Regions from separate parts of the Homo sapiens genome. Here region 2 is linked to region 1. Evidence: chromatin contacts called from ENCODE Hi-C or POLR2A ChIA-PET data. All regions are on one chromosome and are shown on one strand. The core of a region is the stretch at or near the end of the contact, and the rest is flanking DNA. Distances in the headings are between cores, read along the strand shown.

The links. Hi-C counts contacts between places; a loop is a spot of excess contacts on that map. ChIA-PET counts read pairs that join two places held with the same protein, here RNA polymerase II (POLR2A). Pooled maps may share reads with other maps.
Region 2: a loop to region 1 is called in a pooled map, with 6 times the contacts of the local background. The contact joins the promoter of SPHK2 here to the promoter of AP2S1 in region 1. A Hi-C loop is called at or near these places in 4 of 50 pooled maps. POLR2A ChIA-PET finds 5 or more read pairs at or near these places in 2 of 52 experiments (Panc1 and activated naive CD4-positive, alpha-beta T cell).

What each region holds. Positions count from the first base shown.
Region 1 is chr19:46,847,295-46,853,578 of GRCh38, reverse strand. It overlaps AP2S1 (adaptor related protein complex 2 subunit sigma 1), which reads left to right and starts at 2,733. Exons shown (of 5, transcript NM_004069.6): 1 at 2,733-2,815. The coding sequence starts at 2,813. RefSeq lists an enhancer at 2,409-2,718.
Region 2 is chr19:48,618,254-48,624,486 of GRCh38, reverse strand. SPHK2 (sphingosine kinase 2) reads right to left here and starts at 4,981. Exons shown (of 7, transcript NM_020126.5): 1 at 4,944-4,981; 2 at 3,934-4,085. The coding sequence starts at 3,972. It overlaps RPL18 (ribosomal protein L18), which reads left to right and starts at 5,309. Exons shown (of 7, transcript NM_000979.4): 1 at 5,309-5,346. The coding sequence starts at 5,344. RefSeq lists a silencer at 84-323 and enhancers at 4,638-4,727, 4,888-5,567, 5,838-6,233.

The sequences.
Region 1 (6,284 bases), core at 1,484-3,983:
GTTCACAACAACCTCTGCCTCCCGGGTTCAAGTGATTCTCGTGCCTCAGCCTCCCAAGTAGCTGGGAGTACAGTCACACGCTACCATGCCCGGCTAATTTTTGTCCTTTTAATAGAGATGGGGTTTCACCATGTTGGCCAGGTTGCTGTTGAACTCCCAACCTCAGGTGATCCACCCACCTCGGCCTCCCAAAGTGCTGGGATTATAGGCATGAGCCACTGCACCTGGCCTTAAATTTATTTATGTTATGTCATTTAAGTCCATTTTTCCTGCTAGACTGTGAATGCTGTGAGGGTGGGGGCAGTGTCTGTTTTCTTGCTGCAAATGCATTCATTCATTCAGCAAATGTTTATTGAACACCAGAGTTGTGCCAAGTATTAAGTTGAACACTGGAGATCAGGACTGGGACTAAGGGGAGGCAAGTGACGTGTTGAGGGCACAAAATTTAATGAGGCACATATTCTCAGTCCTGTGTAAGACAGGAATTGGCATCTAAGAGTGAGGTCCTTTTAAAATTTTGCAACCTGGACACTTTGCTTGTGTCATCCTAGTATCAACCCTGTTGGAGACAGAAAAGTACACAAGACAGAAATGATCTCTGGCCTCTTTTTGCCCCTATAATATTCAACAACTATGTGTTGGTTATTCTGCCAGTACTATACCTTAAATTTACATAATTCTACAATACATTTTGTTTTATTTATTTAATTTATTATTATTATTTCTTTGAAATGGAGTCTCTCTCTCTCTCTGTCCCCCAGGCTGGAGTGCAGTGGCACGATCTCGGCTCACTGCAACCTCCATCTCCAGGGTTCAAGTGCTTCTCCTGCCTCAGCCTCCCAAGTAGCTGGTATTACAGGCAAGTGCTACCAAGCCCGGCCAATTTTTGTATTTTTATTAGAGGTGCTGTTTCGCCACGTTGGGCAGGCTGGTCTCGAACTCCTGACCTCAGGTGATCTGCCTGCCTTGGCATTCCAAAGTGCTGAGATTACTGGAGTGAGCCACCATGCCTGGCATGCTTTGTTCTTATTAGGGCCAATCTCCCCTCAGTACTAATAGTAATAACTTTATTGACTGCTTACCATCTGTCATGTTCTAGGTAATGAAGATACAGTTATCAGACAGGGTCCCTGCCCTCAACAACTCACTACCTAATGAGAGATCTAGACAAACATACACACATACTCATAGGGCAAATAAAATAATTTTTAAAATGTAATAAAGGCCATTTAAAAAATCACGCCTGTAATCTCAATACTTTGGGAGGTGGAGGAGGGAGGATCGCTTGAGCTCAGGAGTTCAAGAGCAGCCTAGGCAACATAGCAAGACCCTGTCTCTACAAAAAGTACAAAAAATTAGCCAGGTGTGACGGCATGTGTATGTAGTCTCAGCTACTCGGGAGGCTGAAGTGGGAGGATCACTTGAGCCCAGCAGGTTGAGGCTTCAGTGAGCTGAGATCATGCCACTGCGCTACAGCCTGGGTGACCAAGGGAGACCCTCTTTCAGAAAAAAGCAAAAACAAAGACACACCAAAAAAACACTAAACTAACTGCTGACCTGGAGGGTTTTTTTTTTTTTTGACAGAGTTTCGCTCTTGTCATTCCAGCTAGGGTGCAATGGTGTGATCTCGGCTCACTGCAACCTCTGCCTCCCAGGTTCAAGCAATTCTCCTGCCTCAGCTTCCCGAGTTGCTGGGATTACAGGCACCTGCCATCACACCCAGCTAATTTTTATATTTTTAGTAGAAATGGTTTCACCGTGTTGGCCATGCTGGTCTCGAAGTCCTGACCTTAGGTGATCCACCCACCTCAGCTTCTCAAAGTGCTGGGATTACAAGCATGGGCCATCATGCCCCCGCCAAACTAGAGATTTTTTTTTTTTTTTGGAGTCTCTCTCTATTGCCCAGGCTGGAGTGCAGTGGCGAGATCTGGGCTCACTGCAACCTCTGCCTCCGGGCTTCAAGTGATTCTCCTGCCTCAGCCTCCCGAGTAGCTGGGACTACAGGTGCGCACCACCATGCCTGGCTAATTTTTTGTATTTTTAGTAGAGATGGGGTTTCGCCATGCTGGCTAGGCTGGTCTCGAACTCCTAACCAAGTGATCTGCCTGCCTCGGACTCCCAAAGTGCTGGGATTACAGGAGTAAGCCACCGCGCCGGGCCGGTTCAAATTTATGCTTTTAAACTGTTGTCTCCCGAGAGACACACGCAACGTATTTTAAGCAAAACACTGGCTTGGTGTTGTGGTGGCTCATGCCTGTAATCCTGGTGATTTGGAAGGCTGAGGGTCGCTTGAAGCTGAGTTCGAGATCAACCTAGGCAATATATCTAGACCCCTGTCTCTATTTTTAAAAAAATTAAAGAAATCACTGGATGAGGAATGGAAAGACATTTTCTATCTCCCCAGGACAGTTTTTTAAAATTTAAAACTACTATTCCCAGCATGCCCTTCTCCCCTGGGTGGGGGGAGGGGACCTAAGAGAACTACATTTCCCTGAATGCAACGCCTTCACCGCTGGTTCTTCAGCATCTCGGGAATTGTAGTCCTCTGTAAAGATGTTTGTCCACAAATCCCAGCATGCACTTGGGATCTGACTCGTTTGGTAGGAAAAGGACTGGCTCTGACTCTTCACCCATCTTCACCCAGGCTGGCCCCTTTGGTGAAACTACAACTCCCAGGGGTCTGTGCGCGAGAAGGCAGGCGGGTTTTTCTACCGGAAGTCCGCTCTAGCTCTGGGCCCTACAACTGCACCCTGAGCCGGAGCTGCCCAGTCGCCGCGGGACCGGGGCCGCTGGGGTCTGGACGGGGGTCGCCATGGTAACGGGGGAGCGCTACGCCGGGGACTGGCGGAGGGGGGGCCCACGCGTAAATAGCCGAGGCTGGATCGGGCGCTGACAAGTCCCTTCTCTGCCGCGGATGGTCTGGGTCAGGCGCGGGCTCTGGGGATTGGGACCGATCCAGGGCCGGGAAGGAGGGCACAGGGCGGTGATTCTGCGCGCGGGGGTTACCAGGGGTCTCGCGGCGACGGGCATTGGGGGTGGTGTTCCAAGGGGAAAGGGCTGTGCAGGTGGGAAACGTTGTAGATGGTTGGAAGCTTTGAAACGAGAGGAAACTCGTGAGACACAGTCTTGTGGGTAGCGAGAAGGCATTGGAGGTGGGGAGAGGGCGTCCGAAAGAGGAAGGCGCTCTGGAAGTGTGGCGGGAGCGCTGGGACGAGAACGCGAGACCTTGGAAAAGGGGAGGGAGGTTTTCTTGATGGGAGGAGTCTCTAGAGACAAGGATCTGATTGCAGGTGGAGAGGGGATGTTGAGACAGGGGCAGGAGACTGCCTGTGAGAGAGGGATGATCTCAAGAAGAGACCTGGCACAGGAAACCAAAAGGAGGCAACTGTAGGGAATGAAACTTAAGGGTCTGGGAAAGCGCTGTAAAAGGAGAGAGGACCTGGAGGTAAGATGGACACTCGGAAAGAATGGGGAGCAACTGAATAGGTCTTTCCAAGAGGAGAGATCTTGTGGGGTGGGGAGTAGGCTTGAAAGTGTGAGACCTGGGGAGGAATCTTTGTTGGGGCAAAGACTCAACATTGGATTTAGGAGTGCCCCTATCCCCCAGGTTGGGGCTTTGGATCTAGGAAAGGGTTCTTTGGGCTGGAAGTTGGGAAAGAAAACGAATGAGAAAGAGTGTCAGAGCGGGGGCGGAGTCTCCTCCAGGAACAGGGTCCTTGGAGGCAAAATGTGACCTTTTGAAGAAGGGAGGAAGCTTGGGAGTGGGACAAGGGATGTCACCAGTAAAAAGCCCATTGAGGCCCCAAGGAGGGGAACTGAGACTGAGAAAGTGGAGGTCAAAAGGGAACAACTCCAGAGGAGGGGGATTGGAGACAGGGAAGGTTGGGGGGCATCTAGAGGGGACAGCAGAGGCGTGAGGATGCAGAGATTCAGGACGGAGGGGACTTGAGATTCCAAATGGGAAGAAAACAGGGAGAGGTATACAAGGGAATTTGGGAGTAAGAGGCAGAGCTTTTTGTCAACTCTGTGGGTTTGCTTCTAGTTCTCCTAACTGTGTGAATATGTCTCCGGCTCTGCTCCCAGGCTGTGGCTGCCTGGTGTAGGCCCCCCAACGTCCCTTCCTGCCTGGGACCCCTGCCCTGCTAGGAAGTGGTTTTCCCTGGCTCAGCAGGAGTTCTTGGAAGGAGAGTGTAACATCCTGTTCCGGTCCAGTTTGGTTGGTTGGGGGAGGGAGGATAGAGTGTGTGGAGAATGAGGCTTAGGAAAGACTCTCAGGCTGGGGCGGTGACTCATGCCTGTAATCCCAGCACTTTGGGAGGCTGAGGCAGGCGGATCACATAAGGTCAGGAGTTCGAGACCAGCCTGGCCAACGTGGTGAGACCCCGTCTCTACTAAAAATACAAAAATAAGCCAGGTGTGGTGGTGGATGCCTGTAATCCCAGCTACTTGGGAGGCTGAGGCAGGAGAATCGCTTGAACCCGGGAGGCAGAGGCTGCAGTGAGCCGAGATTGTGCCACTGGCCTAGGCGACAGAGTGAGACTCTGTCTCAAAAAAAAAAAAAAAAAAAAGGCTGGGCACAGTGACTCGCGCCTGTAACCCCAGCACTTTGGGAGGCTGAGGCAGGCAGATCACAAGGTCAGGAGTTCGAGACCAGCCTGACCAACATGGTGAAACCCTGTCTCTACTAAAAATACAAAAATTAGCCGGGCATGGTGGCATGCGCCTGTAATCCCAGGTACTTAGGAGGCTGAGGCAGGAGAATCGCTTGAACCTGGAGGTAGAGGTTGCAGTGAACCGAGACAGTGCCACTGCACTCCAGCCTAGGCAACAGAGTGAGACTGTCTGAAAACAAAAAAGAAAAGAAAAAGACAGGACTAGAGGGCTCTCTTTCCTAAGAGAGAAGGCTCCCACAAGTTGGGGTCAGGTGGTTCAGAGCAAAGCCTTTGGACTCCCACCTCTGCTTTCTGGCTGTGAGACTTCCTTTCCCTAAATCTCAGTTTCCTCATCTATAAAATGGGCATGAGCATGCCTGTCTCAGACAGAAATGGGCCCAGAACTTCTAATGGAGTAAGCTTTGGCCATGGTTTTCTGAACATCACATAATGGAAAATATAATGCTGCTAAGAGCTGGTTCTTATGTAACACTTAGTACGTGCCAGTCACTGTACTATACCTCTATGTTTTTGTTTTTGTTTTTTTGAGACAGCGTCTCGCTCTGTCACCCAGGCTGGAGAGCAATGGTGCAATGTCAGCTCACTGCAACCTCTGCCTCCTGGGTTCAAGTGATTCTCATGCCTCAGCCTCCCGAGTAGCTGGGATTATAGCCGCCTCCCCCCTGCCCCCCATCACACCTGGCTAATTTTTGTATTTTTAGTACAGATGGGGTTTCACCATGTTGGCCAAACTGGTCTCGAACTCCTGACCTCAAGTGATCTGCCCGCCTTGGCCTCCCAAAGTGCTGGGATTACAGGTGTGAGCCACCGTGACCGGCCAGGAATATCCTTTACTCCTCACAGTAAACTCAGGCACCAAAGTGGCACCAAAGTTAAGTCATGAAAGTGGCAGACGCTTTGGAAAACGGTTTAGCAATTCCTGAGAAAGTTAAACATAGCGTTACCCTATGAGCCAGCAATCTCACTCTTAGGTATATACCCAAGAGAAATGATCCATCCACACGAAAACTCATACACGAATGTTCATAGCAGTATTATTCATAATAGCCCTAAAGCAGAAACAACCCAAATGCCCGAAGTACGGCCTTATCCATCCAACAGAGGATCACTCAGCCACGGAAAGGAATTGCAGCTCTGCCGCTTGCCACCCCACAGATGAGCCTGGAAAACGTCACGCTGAGTGAAGGAAGCCAGACACGAAAGCCACAGAGTGCATGATTCCACTCATATACAATGTCCAGAACAGACACATCCACAGAGACAGAAAGGAGACTCGTGGCTGCCAGGCCCTGGGGGAACGGAGAGTGACTGCTAATGGGTGGGGAGTTTTTTGGGGGGAGATGATGAAAATGTTCTGGTATTAGATAATAAATTAGATAGTGGTGATATTAGGTGGGGTGCAGTGGCTCACGCCTGATGCAGCACTTTGGGGGGATGAGGTGGGTGGATCGCTTGAGGCCAGGAGTTCGAGACCAGCCTGGACAACATGGTGAAACACTGTCTCTACTAAAAATACAAAAAGTTAGCTGGGCGTGGTGGTGTGCACCTGCGGTCCCAGCTACCTGGGAGGCCTGCACCCAGGAGGTGGAGGTTGCAGTGAGGCGGGATCGC
Region 2 (6,233 bases), core at 3,732-6,231, 1.8 Mb before region 1:
TGGTCCCTCAGTCCCCTAGACTCCGGTCCCTGCCCCGACCCCCGCACCCTCCTCACACGCCGGGTCCTCCTCCAGGCGGTCCCGCAAGTCAGCACCAACAGCCCCCATCAGACCTAGGGGTGGGGGGAGGGTGTGCATCCGCTCAGCCAATGGCCGTGCAGCCGGCCTGGGCCGCACCAATACGAGGGCGCGGGGGGTGGAGCCAGTCAGCTCGCGAGCTTGGTGCAGGGACCGGCCGCGGGAGAGGCCGAGAGCTGGGCGGGGCCTCGCGCTTCGGGAGACTGGCCGCCATCGTGGGTGAGGGCCGACGCGCAGCGGAGACGACGTCGCGGCCCCATAGACAGCGCCGTTGTCGCCATCTTTGTTAAGGGAGAGTGGGCCTGTCTCATCCATTGAATTCACAAAAGAAAAGGGGCGTGAGGGAGGAGGTCTTTAGCTGCAAAGACAGAGACTCTAACACGCGTAACAAAGGCCCAGAGATCCGATCCAGACACAGAGCAAGGCAGAGACCCACAGAGGTTGGATGAGGCAATAAGAGAGCTGGGAGGAGAGGGAGAGTGGGGAAAGTGAAGGATACTTTTTTTTCGGACAGTTACAGAGTCAGAGAGACCCAGAGAAAAGCAGAGATATAAACAAGAGACCAAAACAGTGGGATTGAGAATGTGCAAGGTAAGGATACAAGAAAACCCTGAAAATGACAGACACGGAGACAGATGGAGACAGACACTTCTGGAATGGAAGCCGCGAAGGAGAGGCTCATTAATTCAGACTTATTTATCTCAGGCTCAAACCAGAATGGAAGCGGCATGAGATAAACATCTGCCCAGTGAATGAACCAGTCACATGGCAAGACAGAGACAGAGAGATGGGGACAGTATCTCTAGGTCAAAGGTGAGGGAGGGAGAGAATATTGGAAGCCCAGGGGCTGGGAGGAACTGGGACAGAAAGTGAAGATGTTGACAGATGCACCGAGGCAAAGACATGGTGAAATTGAAAGAAAGGCAAGTATATATTAGGAGACTTAGAAACAGAATTGCATAGAGAGAAAGAGATATGCATTAGGAGACAAGGACAGAGCTCACTAGAAAGTGACAAATGTAGGCTGTAGGCCAGGCGTGGTGGCTTACGCCTGTAATCCCAGCACTCTGGGAGGCCGAGGCGGGTGGATCGCCAGGTCAGGAGTCCGAGACCAGCCTGACCAACATGGAGAAACCCCCGTCTCTCTCTCTTTTTTTTTTTTTTTTTTTGAGATGGAGTCTGGCTCTGTCACCCAGGCTGGAGTGCAGCGGCACGATCTAGGCTCACTGAACCGCCTGCCTGGTTCAAGCGATTCTCCTGCCTCAGCCTCCTGAGTAGCTGGGACTAGAGGCACGTGCCACCACGTCCGGCTAATTTTTTACATTTTTAGTAGAGACAGGGTTTCACCGTGTTAGCCAGGATAGTCTGGATCTCCTGACCTCGTGATCCATCCGCCTCAGCCTCCCAAAGTGCTGGGATTACAGGCGTGAGCCACCTCACTGGTCCAAAACCCCCATCTCTACTAAAAATACAAAAATTAGCCAGGTGTGGTAGCACGCACCTGTAATCCCAGCTACTCAGGAGGCTGAGGCAGGAGATCGCTTGAACCCAAGAGGCGGAGGTTACAGTGAGCCGAGATGATGCCACTGCACTCCAGCCTGGGCAACAGACCAAGACTCTGTCTCAAAAAAAAAAAAAAAAAAAAAAAAAAGAGAGACAAATGTAGGAAGAAGTTTGCTTATTGCCAAATCATGTACCTAGCATCCAACCCACAGTAGCAACAGCACCAGATAGTATGTGCCAAGGAATGACACGGAGAGAAGGGGGAACAGAAACCCAGTAAGACTGAGACTGGGGCACAGCAACTGAGCTTGGGGCCCTGGGAGAAGGAAAGGCAGAGACACTGGGCAAAGAAGCTGAGATTCAAACATAGAGCCTAAGTCACACAGACGAGAGGACAGGGAGGAGGAAAAGGAGAAAGGACCCTGCAGCTCACACACACTTGCTGTGTGACTGCTGGGAAGCCCCTGAATTCTTGGCCTCAGCTGTCCTGTCTGGGAAGTAGGGAGAAAGCTATTCACACTGAAACAGGAATTAAAAGAAATTAAAGAATGTGTAAGCAAAAACTCAGTTGTATGTAAAAAACCCAATTCCCCCTGAGGAAGAGAAAGAGATTGAGTCCTTTATTTTTTTTTATTTTTTTTTTTTTTGAGACGGAGTTTCGCTCTGTCGCCCAGGCTGGAGTGCAGTGGCGCGATCTCGACTCACTGCAAGCTCCGCCTCCCGGGTTCACGCCATTCTCCTGCCTCAGCCTCCCGTGTGTAGCTGGGACTACAGGCGCGCGCCACCATGCCCGGCTAATTTTTTTTGTATTTTTAGTAGAGACGGGGTTTCACCGTGTTAGCCAGGATGGTCTCGATCTCCTGACCTCGTGATCCGCCCATCTCGGCCTCCCAAAGTGCTGGGATTACAGGCGTGAGCCACTGCGCCCGGCCCGAGATTGAGTCCTTTAAAAATTAACTGCCTGTTTTTCTGTTTGTGGCTAGTGAGCCTTATCTAACTCCCTTTCCCAGGCATCGTGAAGACCCTGTTTCTCTAACTGTGCAGCTGCAAGGTCACTAGACAGGATAAACTCAAGTCCTAAAACATGTTTTTCCTTGAAAAGTAAGAAATAATGTAATGCATGTCTCAATTGAATAACTGTCTTTGTTTCTCGCTGCTATAATATGCTTCCCCCTGCACAGATCTCCCCCTACCCCACGAAATACTTAAAATGTAACTTGACTCTTTGTTCGGTGCTCAGTCTTTTTCGATGTTAATCTGACTGGGCCAGTGCACCTAAATAATAAATAATAAGTATCCTCCTCAACCCCTCAGTTTCTCTGATTCCTAAATTATCCCACTGGAACACCTGCCTGGAGAGAAGGTCTGAAATCACTTATGGAAGGGCTCCCAGGCTGGGCGCGGTGGCTCATGCCTGTAAGCTCAACACTTTGAGAGACTGAGGTGGGAGAATCCCTTGAGCTCAGGAGTTCAAGACCAGCCTGGGCAACAGAGGGAGACCTAGTCTCTAGAAAAAATAAAAAAATTGGCCGGGTGCAGTGGCTCATGCCTGTAATCCCAGCACTTTGGGAGGCCGAGGCCGGCGTATCACCTGAGGTCGGGAGTTTGAGACCAGCCTGACCAACATGGAGAAACCTCATCTCTATGAAAAATACAAAAGTAGCTGGGTGTGGTGGCGCATGCCTGTAATCCCAGCTACTTGGGAGGTTGAGGCAGGAGAACTGCTTGAACCCGGGAGGCGGAGGTTGCAGTGAGCCAAGATCGTGCCATTGCACTCCAGCCTGGGCAACAAGAGCGAAACTCCACCTCAAAATAAATAAATAAATAAAAATAAAAAAATTAGCCAGCCATGGTGGAGGCTACTTGGGAAGCTGAGGTGGGAAGATCACTTTAGCCCAGGAGGTTGCAGCTGCAGTAGGCTGTGATTGTGCCACTGCTTTCCAGCCTGGGCAAGAGTGAGACCCTGTTTTTTCTTTTTTTTTTTTGAGACGGAGTCTCACTCTGTCACCCAGGCTGGAGTGCAGCGCGATCTCGGCTCACTGCAACCTCTGCCTCCCGGGTTCAAATGATTCTCCTGCCTCAGTCTCCCGAGTAGCTGGGATTACAGGTGCGCATCACCATGCCTGGCTAATTTTTGTATTTTTAGTAGAGATGGGGTTTCACCATGTTGGCCAGGCTGATCTCGAACTCCTGGCCTCAGGTGATCCGCAGGCCTTGGCCTCCCAGAGTGCTGGGATTACAAGCTTGAGCTACCACGCCTGGCCTCCAATTTTTTTTTTTTTTTTTTAAAGAAAAGCTTCAGATTTTGTCTTTCCACAGTATGAGGATCTTGGCTTTTAGATGGTCCCTTACCTGGTCCTGCTGCTCCTCTGCTTCAAGGTGTCCATTCATCTGCTGGTCCTCTGCTCTGTTACATCAACGGGACCCTGGCCCTGGGTCTTAAGCCATAGTAGGCTGGTAGGAGCAAGGAGTCAGGTCTCACTGTCCTGGCCTGACCTTCAGCTCTGTGGAGGAGAGGTAAGTGAGGAGCAGCATTGACAGCCAACTGCAGGAGGCCCTTCCAGGCTCAATGTGCCTGAGAACCAAGAGGCAGGGGCCTCCCTGGCGGGTGGGGGGAAGAGTAGATAAGTCATTTTAATCACTGCCCCAGCCAGTCCATCTGGTTGCACACAATATGTATGCTATAATAGGAGTGAAGGCTAATTTTTATTGAGCACTTATTATGTGCAAAATATTGACCTCAGCAGTTTTATTAACTTTCATAATCCTGAAAAACACCCCTGTGTGCCAGGCCTGTTGTCATCCCCTTTTTGTCCATAAGGAGAGTAAGGCCCAAAGAAGTTAAGTGATTTTCCCAAGATCACAGAGAGGTTAAATGACTTGCCCAATCACCCCATTAGTAACTAGCAGAGCCAGGATTTGAATTTGGTTATAGCCTTGCAAGGCCCCATCTCACCATCTTTCTTTGCCACTACTTCTCCCTGGGTCTCCATCTCACCCCTCTTTCTAGGTCTCCTTCCTACCCTTTGGGCCTCCATTCCCCCCACCCCCAAGCCACGGAGTCTCCATTTTGCCTCCCCTATGAAACTCTGTCTCCCTCTTTCTAGGTCAGGGAAGGGCCATCTAGGGGCCGGGGGAGAAGGAGAAGCGGAACTCAAAGGATGGGAATACAGGATGCTATAGATTGAGGTGCAGCAAGATCATCTCGGGTTAGACCTTAAGTAGGACTTCCCAAGCAGCGGCTGCGCCTACGAAGTGCAGCGCGAGATCAGGGAGCGGTGAACCTGATAAGGAAACGCCCGAAGCGTGGGGTCGGAAATTTCCAGATGCCCCGACTAGCCCTGCCAGCCCCGCCTCCTCACCTCCAACACTGGGCCCGCCGGGTCCTCCGGGAGCCACTGAGAGGCCGTCGGCGTCGGGCCAGAGCGTCACCGCGCGACGCATCGTGCTAGCTACACGCATCTCGCTCCCAGATCCCTTTCTTCCGGAAAGCTATCGAGAACACGGCCTGGGTAGGGCCAGAGAGGCCCCCGACGTGCTGGCCCTTCCCTCTTGGACGTTGCGCTTGTTCCTGCGCTCTATGCTCTCTGCCGTTATCGCCCGGCTAGTCAGTCGTCCAACTCACCACAGAGAAGTCCGGATCGTGGTAGAGCGCCGCGTCGCACCCATGTGACGTCACGGCGGCGCCACTCGCTTGAGGCTTTCCCCGCCCACCCCAGCCCGTTCTCTCTTTCCGGACCTGGCCGAGCAGGAGGCGCCATCATGGTGAGCTCGCTTTGCGGCGTTCGGGGCTGGATAATCCGCTGCCATCCGCCGTGGTTTTGGGCTAGGGGCACGCTGGAGGGCGGCAGGGGGTCTGCGGCTGCCCGGAGGGAGCAATTCCCGATACTGGGGACCTACTCTGGGGGCCAGGAAAGCAGGGATGGGTCAGTCATAGCCTACCGCCCCCACTTAGTAGATGACCAAGTGGAGGTACTCGGAGGCTGATATGACTGGGTTTACAAAGCCAGGAAGTGGCAGAGCCAGGATTCCGACCCAGGTGGCTGGACCCGCAGCCACTCTTAGTTATTTGGCTTTGCTGCCTTTATCTGGACCTGTCACTTTCTAGTATGAAAAGTCGGGTTCGATGGGGGCCGCGGCGGGTGAGAGGATCGAGAGCCGAATAACTGGATTTGGGGACCAGGCAGGTCTCTGAGTCTCAGGCCCCTTCCCACCTTGTGATGGTTTTTGAGCCTTTGCCCCAGTGTCTGGCTGTTCGTTGGGTACACAGTAATCTCATCTGACAAGTTTGTGAATTTGGGAAGAAATAATTCACAGGAGATGCTCATCACGGGGTTTTGCACACAGTAAGTGCTGCATAAGTGGAGCTATTAAATAGTTCTTGTAATTGTCAACACAGTCTGAAAAACTTAAGTTGCTCAGAAAGGCAGCAGGGCGGTAGGAGCCTGGCGAGGCGGCTCACGCTTGTTATCCTAGCACTTTGGGAGGCCGAGGCGGGAGGATTCCTTGCCCAGGAGATCAAGACCAGCCTGGCCAATATTGTGAGACCCTGTCTCCACTTTAAAAACGATGTTTTAAAAAGACACTATTTGGTAAGGGTTGTTGGATTGACTGATGCTGTAGGAGAGGTGGTTCTAGTAGTATTGCTAGGT